2 separate regions of the Mus musculus genome follow, and region 2 is linked to region 1. A link is a loop called in an ENCODE intact Hi-C map of the cell type or tissue named here. Cell type or tissue: gastrocnemius. All regions are shown on one strand. Links, peaks and the distances in the headings refer to the core of each region. The heading gives the core; the rest is flanking DNA. Region 1 holds the start of Gm30028 (a long non-coding RNA gene). Region 2 has its middle 13 kb from the start of Gm42010.

Region 1 (9,998 bases), core at 3,005-5,504:
CACTGCACCCAACTAGGACACTCCTAAGGGATCAGCCAGTTTCAGATTCCCTGGAAGCTTGCCTGAGCCTCCAATTAGATTCTGCAGCAGCTCTCATGCTCCTCTGCCCAATCCTGTGCAGATCCTTGTACCCGCAGATACGGACTCAAGGGCTCCCCTTAGCATGCACGCTGCCTTCTGAGCTCTGTCTTCATAGTGAAGTGTCTCTGCGACCCAGATCTCAGGCCCTGGCTCACAGTCAATGTATGCTGTTGGATTAATTAGTTGACTGACTGACCAACAATTGGTTGATGGTTAGTTAGTTGGTTAACTGTTTGATTTGGTGCTGGCAGAACTCCTCGTGCAAACTCTACCAGTCTCACCTGTTATGCTAGGCCAATTGAAGTTCTTCTCGCTGTCAGCTTCCCTCTGCCCTTTGGAGCCTAGGCACTGCCTAGATAGGGTATCCCAGTGACTCAAGGCTCAAGACTGACTAAATCATTCCCAGGCTCCCATTCTCCTAGACTCTTGATTTTCCTCCTAGCATGAACCCAGGGATATGAAAGCAAAAGCCGACAGCATCCAGGACATCTCAAGCCAGGAACCAAATGTCTATACTTGACCAGCTCATGATTTAGATGCTAGTGATCTCAAAGTAGTCCTGGGGCTAAAGAGATTAACAAGCTGTAAATAAGCCATTGTCCATGGACCTAAATCTCTCCATATATGATTAATTGCCCAAGGCTAGGAACTGACTGCTCTGGTGTCTACCTATTGAAGGGGGGTTAGTTCCATCTGCCCTTTGGTGCAGCAGCAGAGGCCTGGCACACAGACAGTGGCATCCAGCAGACTGACCTACGGAACAACATCTGCTTGGGATGAGGCCACAGCAGGTTGGGAGTATGATGGGAGCAGCAGCCAGCCGCCATGTCTAGACTCTGAAACATTTCCCAACTCTGAGTAATGAAGATACAATGTTTCCTGTCTTCTTTTAGAAAAAAACGAGACTGCATAAACATCAGACTTGGTAAATGAACAGAGCCTTTGACCAGCAAATCGGCTCCTAAAAACAATGTGTCCCAATGATGAATTTAGCTGCAAGGATGTTCATCAAAGCCATTCTAAAATAATCACAAAAGACTAGAAATAATCTAAATGTCCACCTAAAGGGAGTTTGTTAAATAAGTCACATTCTAACATATCAGGGGAGAGAGTATTCATTCAAATTGATGCTTCTAGAGGCTAGAGGGAAGGTTCAGTCAGTAAAATTTTTGCCTCAAAAAATATGAGAACCTGATTTCAAGTCTCCAGCTCCCATGTAAAAAAAACACGATGGTAGTTTCTGTCTATAATCCCCGTGCTGACGGCTGGGGAGGTATAGAGGCATGCAGATCTCTGGCGCTTACTGGTCAGCCAGCCTAGTTGAATCAGTGAACTTCAGATCCAGTGTCCCAAAAAGGAGGGAGGGGCTGGGGTCTGGAAACAACCTGTCACTTCAGAGTGTTTGCAGGTCTTGCAGAGGACCCAACCACAGTTCCCAGCACTCCCGACAAGCAGCTCACAACCACCTGTAATTCCAGATCCAGGGTTTCTGATGCCCTCTTCTGGCTTCTGCAGACACCTGCACCAATGTGCCCAGACATTGAATTTAAAAATAAACATCTGGAAAATAAAGAAGCAAACTGGAGAGCAACCAATAATCAATGAAGCTATGCAATGTTGACCTCAGCCTCCACACACATGGCACACAGATATGGTGTACCACGAAAGCCCTGCTGTGTGGTTACACACACACACACACACACACACACACACACACAAAGATGCTGTGTTGCATCTTACCTCCATGAAAAAGGAAGAAAAGGAAAAGGGGTGGGGACAAAGAGAGAGCCATGGGACTCGAAGCTAAAACTTCTACTCTCCTCTGGAGAAAGATGCCTGGGTTATCCTGGAACTCCCAAAGGCAGAAGCCGACCTAAGAGTGGTGCCTCTGAGGGCTGCTTTCTTAAAAGAGGTTGGGAATGCCCGGAGAGATACAGGGGAAAGGATGAAGGGGTGACTTCAGAGCACAGGGCTCCTGCCTCCTACTCTGGACTCTGCCTCTGAGGAGCTTCCCAGCCTGGCCACCATACCCCAGCAGTGCCGGCTGCAGGGATCACTGAGGGTCTCTTTGAGTTTGCATAGCCTGCCTGGAAAAGAATTCTAAGACTCTTTGGATCCTAGCCTTAAAGCTTTCATCAACTTCACCAGCATTATCAACTATGCCTAATTCTCATAAGGTAATCAGTAGTGGACTTGCTTCCCAGCCCTCTCCTCCCCAGCCTCACTTCTCAGGATGAGTTCCTAAACTGAAGGGCAGGTCAAGGCAGCCATACTGGTTGTGGTAGTTTGAATATGCTTGGCACTATCAGATATGGCTTTGTTGTAGTGGATGTGGTCTTATTGGAGTAGGTGTGGCCTTGTTGGAGTGGGTGTGGCCTTGTTGTGGTGGGTGTGGTCTTATTGGTGGGTGTGGCTTTGTTATGGTGGGTGTGGCCTTGGAGTGGGTGTGGCCTTGGAGTGGGTGTGGCATTTTGGAGTAGGCATGGCCTTGTTGGAGGAAGTGTGTCATTGTGGGCCTGGCCTTTAAAACTTTCATCCTAGCTCCCCAGAAGCCATCAGAATGGGAGGTGGAACTCTCAGCTCCTCCAGTCCCATGTGTACCTGGATGCCGCCATGCTCCAGCCTTGATGATAATGGACTGAACCTCTGAACCTGTAAGCCAACCCCAATTAATATTGTCCATATAAGAATTGCTTTGGTTGTGCTGTCTGCTCATAGCAGTAAAACCCTAAGACATGAGTTGAGAAGACGTGGCCTTCCATAGCCACAGCTGCTTGACAGTTAAGGTGTGAATGCTTTTGTTGGGGAGACATTATTCTACCTACCACAGAGAAAAGAAAGAAAACTGGCACCTATCACAGTCCTGTAACCGCCTGCATTCTTGACATCTTAGACCTTAGCTGGTATGTTGACTATGTACCATTTGCTAGGCTGCCCAGAGAAGCCCCAATTTCTGCTAAAGAGGGGTTACATTTGAAGATCTTCCCCAGGCTCCTAATCACCCCTATCTGCTATTGGTTCCAGAACATTCCACTACATTTAAACACTTTCAAAAGCTCTGCTCAGCCAAATGCTGTCCGTCATTAGATGATGACCTAGGATCTGAGGGGACCCAATGAGTCATGAACTAGAAACAGGCAGCTCATCCTAAAACAGCGGTTCTCAAACTGTGGGTCATGACCCCTTGGGGGAGGTCACATATCAGATATCATAGATATCAAATATTTATATGATGGTCATAACAGTACCAAAACTCTACAACTGCAAAGGAACAATGAAATAATTTCATGGTTGGGGGTCACTACAACCTGAGGAACTGTATTAAAGTGTTACAACCTTAGGAAGGTGAGAACCACTGTCCTAAAGCAAGTGAAGGTTCTCCCCAACCTGGGAGCCATGGGACCCCCAAGCTAAGAGGGAAGCCATTTGCAGAAGATGTAGCACAGACTACTCAGGGGCATGAGCTTCAGGGGCACACACCACTTCACAGACATTTGCTAGGCAATGTATTCTACACCAGTGAAGAGGAGCATAAATGTAATGGGTGCAGGGTGCACAGTGCATAGCACAGACTCAAGCACATGGGCTGCCCCTGCGGAGTAACTGCTATTGCTGTTTCTGTGTGTCTCTCCCTTAGGCAGCAACATTCTCGTGGGAGCTGCCTTTGTGCCATGGCTGGTGTGTCCTTCCCTCTCCGTACCTGATCAGCTTCCACACACCCATCAGGTCTCCTCTGCTTCCACCCTCCCCTAGGAAAAGCTCTCAGACCCCACTAGAAGGCACAGCATCTCCTGCTTAACGTTCTCATAGAATCCTGGGTTTTCTTTGTAGTCATAATCCCAATTGTTAAGTCATTATTTATGTAATAATTTGTTTGAGCCCTGACTTCTTCAACAGTATGAACTCTCTGAGGACAGCAGTTAATTGGCACCCGGTGACTGATTCTGTCTCATGGGCTCATATGTGTCACTTCTAGGCAGATGTACAGAGTTGACACTGTAATGCTCTGGTTACCAACTGCCCACGGAGAGGATGGCAACTATTAACCTGTGGTCACTAAGTGGCTATAGGAAGAGCGCCCTCTGTTGTTTGTGCTGCATAAGAGCTGGAGGGGGGTTACTAAACACAGTCTGGGATTTCAAAGCTAAGATATTTGCATTTCTATAGACATGGCCTATCCTGCACTATACATTGCTGTAGTCACTGTGCGTGGCCCAGCATAGAACACACAGAAATAAATGAATGGCTCTCTTCTGGAACCACAGAACTGAGATTGAGCAATATTGCCCATCCGTGGGGATGAACCATCACTGCCAACCTTCCCCACAAAGGAGAGCAAACCAGGACACTTGAGGAGAGTGCTGGATGCCCCACTTATGGCTGAGTGCTGAACAGTCATCTGTTGTCAGCACATGGTTGGCTTTTTTCAGTCCGTTATCATCATGGCAGGAAGCATGGCAGTGTCTAAACAGACATGGTTGCTGGAGAAGGATCTGAGAGTTCTACATCTTGATCCAAAGGCAGCCAGAAAGAGACTATCTTCTACAGGCAGCTAAAAGAAGGCTCTCTTCCATACTGGGCAGACCTTGAGCATAGGAGCCTCAAAGCCCACCCCCACAGTGACATACTTCCTCCCACAAGACCACACCCACTCCGACATTGCCACACCCACTCCAACACGGCCACACCTACCCCAGCAAGGCCACACCTCCTCCAACATTGCCAAACCCACTCCAACAAGACCACACCTCCTCCAACATTGCCACACCTCCTAGTAGTGCCCCTCCCTGGGCCACGCATATTCAAACCACCACACTGTCCACCAATATCCTCTCATGGAGTGAGGAGAGGCTCATGAGGCCCAGCCCTTCCTTGGGGATTGACAGACAGTTCATAGTCTTAGGGGAAGGAGACATTTCTTCAATGGTGGAGCAATTGGTAGCATGCCCACTCCTGTAAATAAATGCTCACCTGGGTCACCCATTCACTAAAGGGTTAAAATTAGGTTAAAAGATGAAGGGGATCAGCGAGATTGGGAGGGGGACAGGAGAGTGTAATGATAAACATGGTCAACTTCATTATGCACAGGTATGAAAATGTCATAACAAGTCATTATGTATAATAAACACAACCTAATAAATAACTTTTAAGTCAAGGGTTTCTGTCACCCAGTCCAGCAGCTAGAAATACAGCTCTTTGACCTTGAAACTGCAGGACTCAGGTCGCAAAAAACCCTCATTGAAGCTGAGCACAATTAGGTACTCAACAACCTGGGAAAACCCACTACAACCCAAGACATTAGTCACAGGGCATTGTTTAGAAATGGCTTCAATTTATAATATTTATGAATTGATCTGCAGGAACCTGTATACACCGCTCATCAATACAACTAATTGGCTTTATGGCTTTGTTTGGTCAGCTGACGCGTTCAGACTCCCGTCTTAAGGAAAAGAGGAACTCACACGCTGGGGTTTGACTAGAACACTGAGTGCTGGGGGTTTGGCCAGGGAATTGACTGAAATGGGTACATTTAAGAAAGTGAAGAGACTGGAGGTGTAGCTTGGGTGGTGAGGTGCTCTGGTAGCAAGCAGGCATGAAGCTCTGAGATTGATTCCCCAGCCTCTCAGAAACCCGTGTGGTGGTGCGTGCTTGCAATCCCAGCACTAAAGAGGGGAAGTTAGGATGGCCAGAAGTTCAAGGTCATACAAAACACCTTTCCCTCCTATTCACCCCTTGGGTCTCAGCTCAACATGTTCACAGTAAAAGGGACAAAGAAACTATGGCTCTGGGTTTGCTTTGTTTTTAAGACTTATTTGTCTTTATTTTGTGTGAGTGTTTTGCCTGATTGTGTAACTGTGCAGCGTGCAGTGCCCACAGAGGCCAGAAGAGGTCATCAGATCCCCTGTGACTACAGTTACAGATGATTGTGGGTGCTAGAAATCAAACCCAGGCCCTCTGGAAGAACAGCCAGTACACTTGACAACTAAACCATCTCTCCAGCCCCAGGTCTACAATGATTAATACATATCAGCTCCTGAGGATCATTGGTGGAAAGCAGGGGTGTTGGTGCCTCAACACTGGCCCTGCTATGTGTGATGGCATGGATTACTGAAGCTCTGACAGAAACATTGGTACAGTGGTTGGAAGATGAGCAAAGCAGACTACAGCAAAGGAAGCTCCTTGCTATAGCATGGAGAGTGTCTACTGAGTCCACCATTTGTCCTTGGATCTAAACAGAGAAAAGAGGCTGGCTAGAAGGCCCCAGCAGGTAAAGGCCCTCCACCCAACACAACTACCTAGCTAGATCACTGGGACCCATGTGTTGGGAAGAGAGAACCACCTCCTCCATATGTATGCTGTGGCAGGTGCTTAACATACACACATACATATGCACATACATGTATATATACATAAATATACATAATAAACAAATGCCTAGATGCCCGTGGTCTTTGAGAACCTCCACATATGTATGTCTACTGTTCAGGAAGCCTTAAACATGATTGACAGATCCCATTGTCTTAGTTAGAGTTTCCATTGCTGTGAAGAGACACCATGACCAAGGCAACTCTTATAAAGGACAACATTTAATTGGGGCTGGCTTACAGGTTCAGAGGTTCAGTCCATTATCATCATGAGGGGAAGCATGGCAGCATCCAGGCAGGCATGGTGCAGGAGGAGCTGAGAGTTCTACATCTTGTTCCAAAGGCAAACAGAAGAGTGACTTCAAGGCAGCTAGGAGGAGGATCTCCTTGCCATGCCCCCAGCAAGGACACACCCACTCCAACAAGGACACACCCACTCCAACAGGGACACACTCCTAATAGTGCCACTCCCTGGGCCAAGCATATTCAAACCACCACATCCACTATCACAGGAAAGGTGGAAAGGTGATATGGCTTGGGCGTGTTCATATTTCCCTTTAACCTGAGGGCTTGTTCCTGCTAAACAAACCTCTGGCTGAGCTACATACTCTGTTCTATTTTCAGTTTTTATTTTGAGACATTGTGTCAGTCAATTTAGCTACCCGAGCTGGTTTTGAACTCACTCTTGTGGCTCACTCTGGCCTTGAACTTGTAACTCTCTTGCCTCAGCCTCCCAAGCAGCCAAAACTCTGAGCCTGTACCCCTAGGCCAAGTGGGCAATGGGGTTTGTGGCGACTTGGGGGAATTTTGTGAAGGTCCAGGTCGCTGAGCCTGCATACAAGGGATAGCAAAAAGGATTTCCAAGAGGAGCAGAAATCTGACACCTCTTGCCTGTTGATGTGCAGAAGATGCTGTGAGAAGAGTGTTTCTCTGATGGACTGAGATGGGGGTGGTACAGAGGCACGTGGGCCAGCCAGTGCTCAAGGGGATGTCAGTTCCTCAGGAAAGTGAAACACGCTGGGGGTGAGAGGAAGAAAAGAAAGCAGCAGGGTTGTCCAGTGAAGGTCGGAAAATTTTGTAATCTGTCTCCTGAATACTCAAGTAGGAGAGACAGAATGGAAATATCCCAAAAGCTCAGAATTAAATGGATGGATGGATGGATGGATGGATGGATGGATGGATGGATGGATGGATGGATGGATGAATGAATGAATGAAAACACTAGGCCTGGCAGATCACTTATGTCAGTAAGTAACAAATTAAAAACAGAGGTTTAAAGAGGAGCTAGCGGGAAGAGTTCAGTCTCCTTTTCCAGCATGAGCTTGTTCTTCAAGGCATTATGTGTCCCAGTATTTGAATGTTGGGTAATTTACCTTAATTCAAGCCATTCTCCTCGTCCTTCTCCTCCTCCTCCCTCCTTTTCCTCTTTCTCTCTCTTCTCTTCTTCTGCCTCCCCTTTCTTTTCTTCCTCTGCCTCCTCTTACTCCTCTTCCTCTTCTTCCTCTACCTCCTTTTCTTCCTCATTTTCCTCCTGCTGCTCTTTATCTTCCTCCTCCTCCTCTTCCTCTTCTCTTCTTCCTCCTCTTCCTCCTTTTCTTCCTCTTCTCTTCTTCCTCCTCTTCCTCTTCCTTCTTTTCTTCCTCCAGCTGCTCTTTATCTTCCTCCTCTTCTTCCTCTTCCTTTTCCTCCTCCTCTTCCTCCTCTTTTTCCTCTTCTTCCTCTTACTCTTCTTCCTGCTCCTCCTCTTCCTTCTCTTCCTCTTCCTCCTTTTCCTCCTCCTCCTTGTTCTTCTACTCTTCCTCCTCCTCCTCCTCCTCCTCTTCCTCCTCCTCCTCCTCCTGGCTGCCTGTATCCTTTCACACATCATAAATCCAGGCACTTTTTAACATTTTGAACCTTGATTGTCAACTTGATGGGATTTAAAAACACCATGGAAAGGAATCTCCAGGCATGCCTACAAGGGTAGTTGAGGAGAGAAGACCAACCCTACATTTGAATAACACCATCCAACTGGATGGGGGTTCTGGTCCAAATAAGATGGAGGAAGCAAACTGAGCACAGTTATCCACTGTTCTGTGCTTCCTGACTCTCGACACAACATAACTGGCCACCCAATACCTTCTTTGCCATATAGTTGCACCACCTAGACCTGTGAGCCAAAAACTAAACCCTTTCCTCTTTAAGTTGGGTTTGTTGGTTATTTTGTTACAGTAACAGGACAAGTCATGGCTACAAGCTCCTTTCTCAGTTCTCAATCCAGACCTAATTGGTTCATCACGGGTTGGGAATCTATTTCTGAACCAATCACCTAAGGCAAACAATAGAGTCAGGGAAGTAGCAGCAGTCACTTTCTCAGCATCCTCATGATTAGAGTGCAGGACTGGATGGGAACTGGCATTACTTGAGAAAATAAACTTCCCAAGAATAAATCTCTGTGAGTAATCCCTTCAAACTCTAACAGCTTGAAGATCTGAACTCCAGATAAAGTGTCCACTGCTGAAAATGCTTAATAGTGTGATTTTTCTTTTCTTTCTATTTTTTTTTAAATAATGATCTTTAGCCAGAGCTAATGCAACTCTTAAGCTGCCTCGGGCATGTGACAGTAGTCTCTGTCTTGCAGGGTCAAGCAAAGGAGCTGCAACTGGGGGGACAAAACAACTCACCATGAGCCCTCTGCCCCTTTCCTGACCCTTGGCCTCTCAACCCTGCAGTCAAAGAAGAGCCCTGGTGGACACACACCTAAGCCCACAGATGACTCTGGTTGCTAGCTTGGCTGGAGCACATCACCCTGTGTCATACTGAGTTGGCCCCAGCTGCCATCAGGCCAGCTCTCACTGGCTCCACAGATGGCAAATGAGTGGCTTACTCCACCCCTTGCTCCCAATCCAGCTGCTTCCACATTCCTTGACAATAACGCTAGTTCAGAAGCTAGCACTCGGAGCCAACCCTTGCTAGGCACAGCAGGGTGGGCAAGGCAGAGGAAGAACTAGCTGGCAAAGACAGAAGCAGGGGCCATCTCTTTTACGCTGGCCCCAGCAGCCTGGAAGGTACCATGAAGAGTGGGCAGCCAGACCTCAGCCAATAATAGAACTTTATCAAGTAAGGAGGGGGAGGGCTGTAAAATCACAGCGCCCCTTGCCAAGTCTCGGGGACACCTGCATCTAATGTATTTAACATAAGGAAGTCTTTATGGAAAAACACATCTACCTTTCCCACAGTCGGACTCGCATTGGATCTAGACTATTCTGTCTCCTGGTGTTCTCTCCATCTTCTCCTCCCCTCTCTCTCCATCCTGTCCGCTCTCATCTACCACATTCTCCTCCTGCCTGAAGAGCCTCAGCTACCTCCCAAAATGCTCAGTCATGTGGGGCTCGCCAGTCCCATGCCCAGTGATCAAAGTAACCTTTCTAAGCAGAAGGTTAGAGTAGGTCTCAGTTCTGCTCAAAGCCCAGCAGGAAGGGCCAAAGGGACGGCTTGGCAGTAAATAGCATGGACTGCTCCGACCGAAGACTCAAGTTCAGCAACTCAAGCTGCCAGCAACCATGGCAGTCA
Region 2 (9,998 bases), core at 4,733-7,232, 120 kb before region 1:
TCCAGGCAGGCATGGTGCAAGAGGAGCTGAGAGTTCTACATCATCTGAGGGCTGCTAGCAGAATATTGGCTTCCAGACAGCTAGGAGGAGGGTCTTAAAGCCGCATTGACACACCCACTCCAACAAGGCCACAGTTAATAGTGCCACTCTCTGGGCCAAGCATATACATACTATTACACCAAGTGACAGGTTCTTGCATCTTTTCTCCATAGCTGAATTTTAGACGTTTAATGGTTGGCTCTCTGGCTCCGTTCCGTTGTGTGTGAGTGCCTGTCTTCTTACTCTCCAACCAACACGATAGGGTTGTTCTCCCGTCACACCATGCTCTGAGGCTGTACTGACTCCTAGGGGGCTCCTGCGTCTAGCTGCCATAGGGGCTTCTGAGATCTAATGGGGTTATGAGCTCACTGCCTCGGGGGCCATCAGCAACACTTCTTGGCTTCTACACAGTCAAGATCAAGGTTGCACCCACTTGGGACCACAGTGACAGGCAGAGAAGGCTATGCTGAGGTTTGCTGATTTCCCCCTTTGAAACTCACTGGCTTTAGTCCATCTGTCCATCTCTAACCCATCAGGGGAGCCTCCCTAATCAGGTTTCAGGGGCTTTAAGACCATCTCAAGGAGCTTCAGTGTGCTGATTGAATGCTCTTGAGCACTGCGGTAGCTGTTCAGCGGTATGGGGACCTGGGTTTTACCGCCATGTAGCTAATAAGGCTATTAACACAAACCGAGCCTGCCGCCCGAACTTAGGACACCATAAATCTCTCTTCCCACTGGAAGGATTTACAGTGTGGCGCACTCAGAGGCCACTGTCTCTTGCTGTGTTCTGCTTTCAAGACTTGGCAAGGAGAGGCAGGGCCCAATAAAGGGAATGCAGTCCCCAGAAAGGAGGGAGACGTCTAAGCTGGGCCTGGACTCAGCTCCCGTTCCTGCTGTCAGCTTATGGCTCTGACCGGTGCCGTGGGCAGATTGAAATTTTATGATCCTGATCATGTAGCACCTGCTTATGTCCCGTTTATAGAGCGAGTGCCTTGTGCCAACCTCTTCACAAAAGGAGGAGCTATCAATCTCCTGGCATCTTTTTGGAAGTGAGAACACATTACACCCTCCCCCTCTCTCTCTCTGTGTACATTCATATATGTGCATGCTGTATGCCTGTGTGTGCACAAGTGTGCTCATTTGTTCCTGTTTGCCTGTGTATCTATATGTGTAAGTGCATACCTTCATGAGTACATATGCACAGGTGTATATGTGTGCGCATGTATGTGCATGTCTGTGTACATGGTGTGCATGCAAGTCTGTGTGTATGCATGTGTGGCTGTGTCTTAGTTAGGGTTTTACTACTGTGAACAGACACCAAGACCAAGGCAACTCTTATAAGGACAACATTTAATTGAGGCTGGCTTACAGGGTCAGAGGTTCAGTCCAATATCATCAAGGCGGGAGCAGGGCAGTGTCCAGGCAGGCAGGCATGGTGCAGGAGGAGCTGAGAATTCTACATCTTCATCTGAAGGCTGCTAGCAGAATATTGGCTTCTGGGTAGCTAGGATAAGGTCTTGAAGTCCACACCCACAGTGACACACCTATTACAACAAGGACACGCCCACTCCAACAGGGCCATGCCTCCTCCAACAGGGCCATGCCTCCTCCAACAGGGCCATGCCTACTGCAACAAGACCACACCTTCTAATAGTGTCACTTCCTGTGCTGAGCATATACAAACCATCACAGTGTGCATACGGCTGTATTATGTTCATGCACATGTCCATACATGAGGTGCCCTTGTGTGTAGGTGTACATTCGTTTATGTGTGCATGCGTATGAGTAAGCATGTGTTCCCACTGAACAGTGCTCTCATCTCACAGTTTACCTGAACCAGAGAATTTAACCATGACATTCCCAAGCTCAATCACTTTGGCCATTCTTATTTTTCTTATTGATTTTTACATTAAACAATGTAAAATGTCAGGTTTAGGTTTCCTCATTTTGGGGGGAGCTGTGAACTCCACTAGGGGATTAAATACCAAAAGTCATCAATGGAAGGGTCTGGCAGGCCCGTGCTTCCATCCAGTGAGCTGTAACCCAGACCGTGGCTCTGCCCTCCCTCCTAGGACATGCTCTCTGTGGTAAGACTCACACCTATCTGGTGTCTTCTGCCTGAAGCTCCAGGGTTGGCTTTGCTGACTCCAGCCTCCTTCCCTCATTCCTGTCCCATAATACCCAGGTCCTATTTAGGGGTCAAGGGCCATGATACCCCAGGGCCATTGGAAACAGTATCTGTGTATATGTGTTTGTCTGTCTGTCTGTGTGTACATCTATGTATATATGTATGTTGTGTATACATGTGTATGTATTCATATATATGTACATATGTGTGTGCACGCCCTCACTCATATGTGTCTACTGTATCTCTACCTCTGCCTGTCTGGATATACAATTCCCAGGAGTCTCTGCCTCTGCTCCATTCACTCTATGCCTTTGCTTCACCCCTCTATGCCTCTGCCCCACCCCCTCTATGCCTATGCTCCACCCCCTGGTACCTCACAGAGCACTTCTTTCCTCGTGTGTCTTCTATTAGGACTTTCTCTAAGCATTTTACAAGATGTGTGACTCAGCTTTCCACCCCTGTGACAACATAAAATAGAACTCAAGAAAATCAACTTGTGATTGGTGTGTGGTGTCAGAGGTGTCACTCGCTGTTTCTGGGCTGCAATGGGACAAAGTGTCAAGGTGAGAAGTGTGTGGTAGAGTGGGGCTGCTCAATTCTTGCTGTCCAGAAAGAAGAGAAGGGAGGATGGGAGAGGGTGGGGGAAGGCAGGGGAGTGTGGGGAAGGGTGGGATCCACCCTAAGTGACCTTCTTCCTCCAACTAGGCCTGTCTCCTAAAGTTTTCTCCCAAGATTCCACTGAGCTATGAATCTGTCAAGAGATTCACTCAATGGTGAAGTCAGACCCCTTATGGTACGGCTACCTCCCGGGTCTAACTAAACATTACTGTTCTGGGGGTCCCAGCCTTCAATGTGTAACTCTTTGGGGGAGGGTGTTTCAAACCCAAACCATAAAGAAGCTGAGCTTCATCTACTCGCACAATGGCTTTCCTGTGATCTAGAATCATTCCTACCACACATGTCTAAAAGCTTAGTAAGTTCTGACTAAGGGCTCACAGTAGGACAGTTAAGTTATACATCGACCTGATTTGGCTGAGTGATGCCCAGATACCTGGCAAAGCACCGTTTCTTAGCCTGGCTATGGGGCCGTTTCCAAAAGATATTAAAATTTCCCTGTTTTTAAATTTAGTTTTCACTGATAACATTAAATAAATGTATGTACTACATGTGACATTACACACAGACGTTCACTTAGCATCCACCTATGAGAGCAGACATGTCATTTTTTTCCCTTTCTGAGACTGGGGCGTCTCCCTTTCTCGTTTCTCTGCAAATCTCACAATTACCAAGGAAACCAGGGCTCTAGGAATACAATCACTTTTCCAGAGAGAGAAGAGCTTCTAAGTTCAGAAAGCAGAACTTGGACTCAAGTGTGCCTGAGCTTCCGAGGAAGCTACCCAGCCTTACCTTGAAGGTTCGAGCAGTATGCATAGGATAGATAGTCCAATTACCCAGGCTCCTATCAAAGATGCTCTGCTGCCTCAGTGGTAGGGCACATGAAGCCTCAGGCATCCCCACTGTTGGGATCTCGAGTGCATTGTTGATACAGGCATCACTATCACAAAGTAGCTGCAGAGAGTCCAGGGTGAATTACAGATGTCAAAACTGACACTTGGGTCCTTACACGGAATGGTGTCACATTTACCTGCAGTCTGCCCGGCATCCTCCCACAGACTCTCAGCCATTTTAGCTCACAATCTACACCTACCACAGAAGACAGACGCCACATGCCAAAGGAGGTCAAGATGGAGTTTGGTAGGAAAGGGCTCAGTGTCCACTCTGGGAACTGGGAAGGAGATCTTAAGAGGAGGTAGGGTGTGAGGATAAAACCCAGTTCATAGTGCAGTTGCCTGGCATAGACAAAGCTCTAGGTCTGATTCCCAAGATCCCATAAGCCAGACATGGTGGCACATACCTGCAGTTCCAGCATTCTGGAGGTGGAGACAGGAGGATCAGAAGATTAAGGTTACCCTCGAGGACATAGGGAGATTGAAGCCAACCTTGGGTCCATGAGACTCAAGTCTTAGAAAACTATTTTTAAGTTACATTATAATATAAATATAATGGAAATTATTGCTGTTCCATTAGGGAATAATAAGAAAAAATATCTATGCAGTCAATACAGTGGATTTTCCTCCGAATATCTTTCTTCAATATGGTCTCAGCTGTGTCCACCAACATAGAACTTTCATACACAGAAGCCTGTGTGCAGTGTCCCCGAGCATAAACTGCTGGAGAGAGATGTACTGTTGTGGTTTCACACCTAGCTTTTTATTTACCTGGGTAAGTTCCTTCCCGGAGAACTTAACACGGACCTGCCATCCCACACGGCTGCTGCTGCTTCGCGTTCACACCTCCACCCGCGTTCTCATTTCTTTAGTGTATCTTTCAATTTGAGAGATGAGAAATGGCGTCTCCCGGGTGGTTGGATTTGCAATTTTTACCACAAGCGAGGTTAAATCAATCATCTGTGGAGTGACTGCTCTTGAGTTGAGCAGAGAGAAGGTAATTCGGGAGCGAGGGGGACATGTGATGCTATTTATCAACATGAGGACCACGCAGCAGCAGAGGGCAGAAGCCCCCCCACCCCCGCCCTTTCAGGAGCAGCTTGAGCTACAGCAGAGCGCACACCAAGGTAGAGTTCAGCTGGAAAGACCTCAGTGCCTGTCCTCAAGCTGGAAGAGAGGTGTCAGGAGCAGGCAGGTGGGAACCCTGAGCAGTGAGAATCTCCCCTGTGCATCTCTCCCCTCACATGCTCTGCCTTACCTGCCTTCCCAGCTCCCAAAGCTCCGCCCCCTCTTGCCCCCTGACCTTTGTACTTTCCGTTTCCTCAGTCCTACCCCTACTCCTGCGGAGCCTCTTAACTTTTCAGGTCGCTTCTCTTCCCTCCGGAAGAGCCTCTCAGACACATTCGTGTTACCCTGTGACATCTGCTTTCCGAGGTAATTAATGAACTGTGTGTAATTATCCATATTCCCAGTCTATAGGCTCTGGATAGACCGCTGCCTCTGAGAGAGCCCAGTCTTACCCTTGGGCTCCCCCTGCCTTGGGTGCTGTCTGGGTGGTCGACTCGGTGTGTCTTGCTCGATAACCTGCATCAAGCTGGCGATGCCAGGTCTGCACATTGCATTTCTCTGCTGAGTTTCTTCATTGGTTCTGTCAATAGCTGGAAGAGAGCAACACCCCCGACCTCAAAGGACAGAACGCAAATGGAAAGGGGCAGGCTAGGGAGAAGAGCTTCCTGTGAGGCACCTCCCAACAGTGTCTTACAGCCAGCTTTCTCCACCTCTCCCAAGAAGAGGTTCAAGCCTCCAACTGCCGTTTACACTCCTTATCACCCATCTCCAAGGGCATCTCAGATGGATGTGATGCCTTCTTAGATCTGAGCCCTAATGCCACAGCCCCCTCTCCATAGCTTCTCTCTGCTGTTCTTTCCATATGTCCCCAAGGCAATGGGGGTTGGTTGGTCATTACCGGCATCCTTCTGTCACTAGGCCTCCAACAGCGCATGCTCAGTCATGCTGTTTCCTCTATCCACCCATAACCTACATCTTCCTAGATCCCTTCATCAAATCCTCTCTATTCAAATGCCTACTTTGGTTTCTGCCCTTCCTCGCTGAACCCCCGTTGGCTCAGCGACACTCGATGAAATTCCATTCAAGCCCTAGAATGTCCCATGGTCAAGAGCTTGTGCAAACAGCTGTTCCAGAACTGACAGTTGAGAATCTCCTGTGGGCCTGACATCATGGCGGGTCCTCGGGGTCCAGACAGGAAACAAACAGAATGAGCCAGGAGCATTCAGGTCTTCTCTCAGAGAACAGGAACTCCTTCTCCCTCCCCGATGCCCTTCCTAAAGCAAAAGCAAAGGTTCCTCCTGCCCTCTGCCCTCTGCCCTCTGCCCTCTGCCCTCTGCCCTCTGCCCTCTGCCCTCTGCCCTCTATGGTGATTTTCAGTGCGTTTGTTTGGGTCTCCGGAGCATGCAATCATCTCTTGCACACAACTGAGTTGACTAGAAGATTGCCTTTTGCTCCTCCCCTAGATGGCGCTATAGAGCATTGTGAACTGTGAAAAGCCAACCTCTGACCGGAAGGCTGTAACTACTCACAGCCGCCCTCAAGAGAGAACCTATTGGGCCCTCATTCTTTAAGTCTGGGAGGTGACACAGTATATACAGCATTTGAAGGTTGACTAAAGAGGAGACTCCATCTAGACAGCAACGGGGAAGTCATCATTCATTCTGGGGTGAAACTTTTTAGAGACATAGCCTCTTGGGGGCCATCTATGCCTTCACCCATGATTTTAGAAGCCAGGTGAGCTCATTCATTTGCCAAGCTGGACCCTGGCAATTGTTTTTAGATCTGCTCTCCATGATCTACCCAGAGAGAAAGTGGGAATTTGTTTATGTTTACCCAGAAAAAGGTTCACAGAAGGCAGCACCCACTCTCTAGTCTCTCCATCAGTCAAATGGTGTCTCTACAAATTGGCAGGCCTCCCTTGGGTGGTACCACCCCTCCCCCTGACTACTACAGGATCACCCATGAAGAAGGTACCCCAAGATGGGGGGTGGGGGGGGAAGCGGGTAAAGAACTCCCTAATTAGTTTTGGCATTATCAGCCTCCAGCAGAGAAACCTTTAATAGATGTAAAGGATGGCGTACTTCTGCGTGGGACCTTCAAATTATCCCAGACAGCCAGCAGAATTTGAGCCAATACGGGGTGTGACGAGGCAGGCTGGCAGGGGTGGGTGCAGAGAGAAGGCAGCCAGAAACCTAATTAGCCAGGGCTGCTCACACCAAGCGGCTCTGTTCCCGGCTGCCTCCTGACGCATGACATGTTGAAAAAGAAATCATTAGGGGGGCTCCTTGCACACAGCTCCTTGTTAGAAACGCATCCTCGACAGCCCTAATTGGAAGCGGAGAAGTGAGGAGGAGGCAGAGCACGGGAGGAAAGAAGGAGGAGGGTGGGCAGCAGTGGATTGTGGGTAATGCATACACAAAGCAGGCTATGTCCTCTCTCTTTCCATTGAGGGGTGTGTGTGTGTGTGTGTGTGTGTGTGTGTGTGTGCACATGGAGGCCTGAGGTTGATGTTGGGAATCTCCTTCAACTGTTTCTCCACCTTTGTGAAGCAAGGACTCTCAATCAAACCCAGAGCTCACAGATGTGGCTAGTCTGCCTAGCCAGTTTGTTTGGGAGAACCTTTATCTCCAACCTGAGGTGCCACTTGGTATTTTTGTAGGTACCAAGGATCAATTCCAGTTCTCAAGCTTGAACAGCAAGTGCTTTAACCACTGAGCCACCTTGCCAGCCTCCCAAAATGGGATGTTTTTGAAAGTTTTTTGTTTTGTTTTAATATATGAGTCTCTCTCTCTCTCTCTCTCTCTCTCTCTCTCTCTCTCTTTCGTGTGTGTGTGTGTGTGTGTGTGTGTGTGTGTGTGTGTGTGTGTGTGTGTATAGAGTCAGGTGTGCAGGTGCCCTGGGCTGCCACAAGAGGGTGCTAGATCTCTGGTGACTAGAGTTGTAGGTGGTTGTGAATGGCCATGTGGGTCGTTGGGAACCAAACTCAGGTACTCTGTCAGAACAGATAGTGTTCTTAACCACTGAGTCATCTCTCCAAGCCTCAAATAAGGCATAAGCTAAGGCTGACTCTATAGCTCCCACTTTTGTCCACTCCACCTATGGTAACCTGTAAAGGACCAGTTTCCAAGGCAGCCTGATGTAGGAAAACTGGCTATGAAACACAGGCAACATTTTCATAGTATGATTAAGATTTATAAACTGGTTCAAAAATACCGAAGCCTGAGCATGTTTTCTCCCCGCCCCCTTCCTTTATTCCTGTAGGAAGAAAAAAATCAATTACAATACATTCAAGTCATCTTTCTCAGAGCATTCTGTGCCTGTATATCCCAATATCTCATATTCAGCAGTAGAAGAGACATGGAGAGTTCAGGTTACAATCAACCTGTTCCATTTTCCCAGTCTAGTCATGCAGGGTGTTCTTTCACAGGGAATATTCACACCCCACCCTCTACCAATACAGGGAAAGCTGTTTTGAATTTTGATGCCCAAGTCAGCTGACTTCAAAGATAGAAAGACCTGATTCCTGCTCCCTCCCTGAGCATGTGGGCACTCTGAGACCAGCAACAAGACATTGACAAACCCTGAGCTCTGGTTCCCGCTTTGAGGATACAGACAACAGCCATCAGCATGTCAGCCTCTGGACTCAGGCTGCTACTGGGAAACAGAGACCCTCACGTCTACATTATTAGTGAGCCAGGACTGTCATAGAATCTGGGGGGGGGGTGCTAAAGGAGGTTGCCTAGTTAGTTTTATGTCAACTTGGTATAAACTGGGGTTATCTAGGAAGAAAGATCTTCAATTGAGAATCTACCTTCATTCAGTTGGCCCAAAGGCAAGACTGAGGTACGTTTTCTGGATGGATGATTGATGTGGGAAGGCCCTGCCAACTGCATATGTGTGCTGTCACCTCTGGGCAACTGGTCCTGAGTTGTATAAGAAAGCAGGCTGAGAAAGCCACTGGGGAGCAAGCCAGTAAGCAGCACCCCTCCATGGCCTCTGCATCAGCACCTGCCTCCAGGTTCCTGCATTGACCTCTTGTCCTGACTTCCTTCAATGGTATCCTTTCCTCCTCAAGTTGCTTTTGGCTGTGGTCTTTATCCCAGCCATAGAAAGCAAGCGAAGATAGGATGGTAGGGTCTTTCAGTAAGAGCCTAAAGCCACTACCCTTGATGTTTCACATCGAAGATGGGTACCAGACTTTTTTATTTGCCTCCCAAAGGTTTCCCCACTAGAGAACCCTCAAGAGCTAGGTGAGTGGGTGGTGAGCTCTCTAGATTGTATGCCTGGCCAACAGCTGCTCAGTCATGCTTGCAACAGAATTCCAGTTTAGTCTCTTAAGAGCTGAACATTTGTCCATGTGAATGTTTGGGTGTGCGCACGTACCTGGAAGCCAGCCTCAGACAGCAGTTCTCAGATATCCACCTTGGGGTTTTTGTGGGCGGGGGCACCTTGCTTTCAGGTATAGCATTTCCCATTGGTGTGGAGCTCACTCAGGAGGCTAGGCTGGCTTTCCAGCAAGCTCTGGGGATCTGCTCATTTCTGTGTCCCTATTGCTGAGATTATCAGGGTGAGCCACCACTCCCAGTTCTTTTGCTTGGGTATCTGCAGATCAAACTCAGCCCCATCTCCTTGGGTTTTACCAAATGAGCTGCCTCCACACTTCAACAACTCAATATTTGAAGGCAAATTGTACCCAACTCATCTCCAAGGGAAGAAAACCAACCATAAATAACACCTTTGCCCTTGTCAGCGACTGAAGTAAGATCGCCTGACATGGCTCTAACCATGATGGAAAATCTGATGGAAGCTCCTGGAAACGGATATCTTCATCTTCCAGAGTTGACACTGTCAAGACTGGTGTCTTGGTGCCTGGGGCTTCTTCAGCTGTCTCAGAAACAGAATGAAAAAGAGTAAGACCCAAAAGCCAGCCCCTGAGATGCTGGAAGACCCTGTAGTTTATTATAGAGCTGCCTTATCTAAAGACATCTTGATATAGAGGAAAATTATGCCCTGATCCACACTGGCTTTGTGAGAATTGTTCCTGTTTTTATCTGTGCCAGCACACTGTCCCATGTTGGATCTGGGATGAACAAAATCTTCTTGGTTTGGATGACAAATGGTGTAGTCTCCTTGCCTGGCAATAAACGGCCTTATTTTTAAAGCCATTTTGAGTTAAACTCACTCTCTGCATCCAAAATAGTCTAATTAAGCCAAGTTTAGAGAGGCGGGGAGGATATATCGGTATACATCTACAC

What was found. Peaks named below come from ENCODE experiments on the same cell type or tissue, not always from the same donor. Only the 100,000 strongest peaks of a DNase experiment are listed, where the experiment ranks them.
Region 2: a loop joins it to region 1, with 3.0 times the contacts of the local background. A loop is called at or near these places in 3 of 42 quality-filtered maps.

What each region holds. Positions count from the first base shown.
Region 1 is chr5:117,014,176-117,024,173 of GRCm38, forward strand. It overlaps Gm30028 (a long non-coding RNA gene), which reads right to left and starts at 3,881. Exons shown (of 4, transcript XR_878713.2): 1 at 3,782-3,881. In gastrocnemius, for the core only: a CTCF peak has its summit at 4,184 (motif pointing left); no DNase peak of the experiment used is centred there.
Region 2 is chr5:116,888,555-116,898,552 of GRCm38, forward strand. No RefSeq gene overlaps it. Among named protein-coding and RNA genes, the nearest start is that of Gm42010, 13 kb to the left of the region's middle. In gastrocnemius, for the core only: a CTCF peak has its summit at 6,205 (motif pointing right); DNase peaks (open chromatin) are centred at 6,174 and 6,931.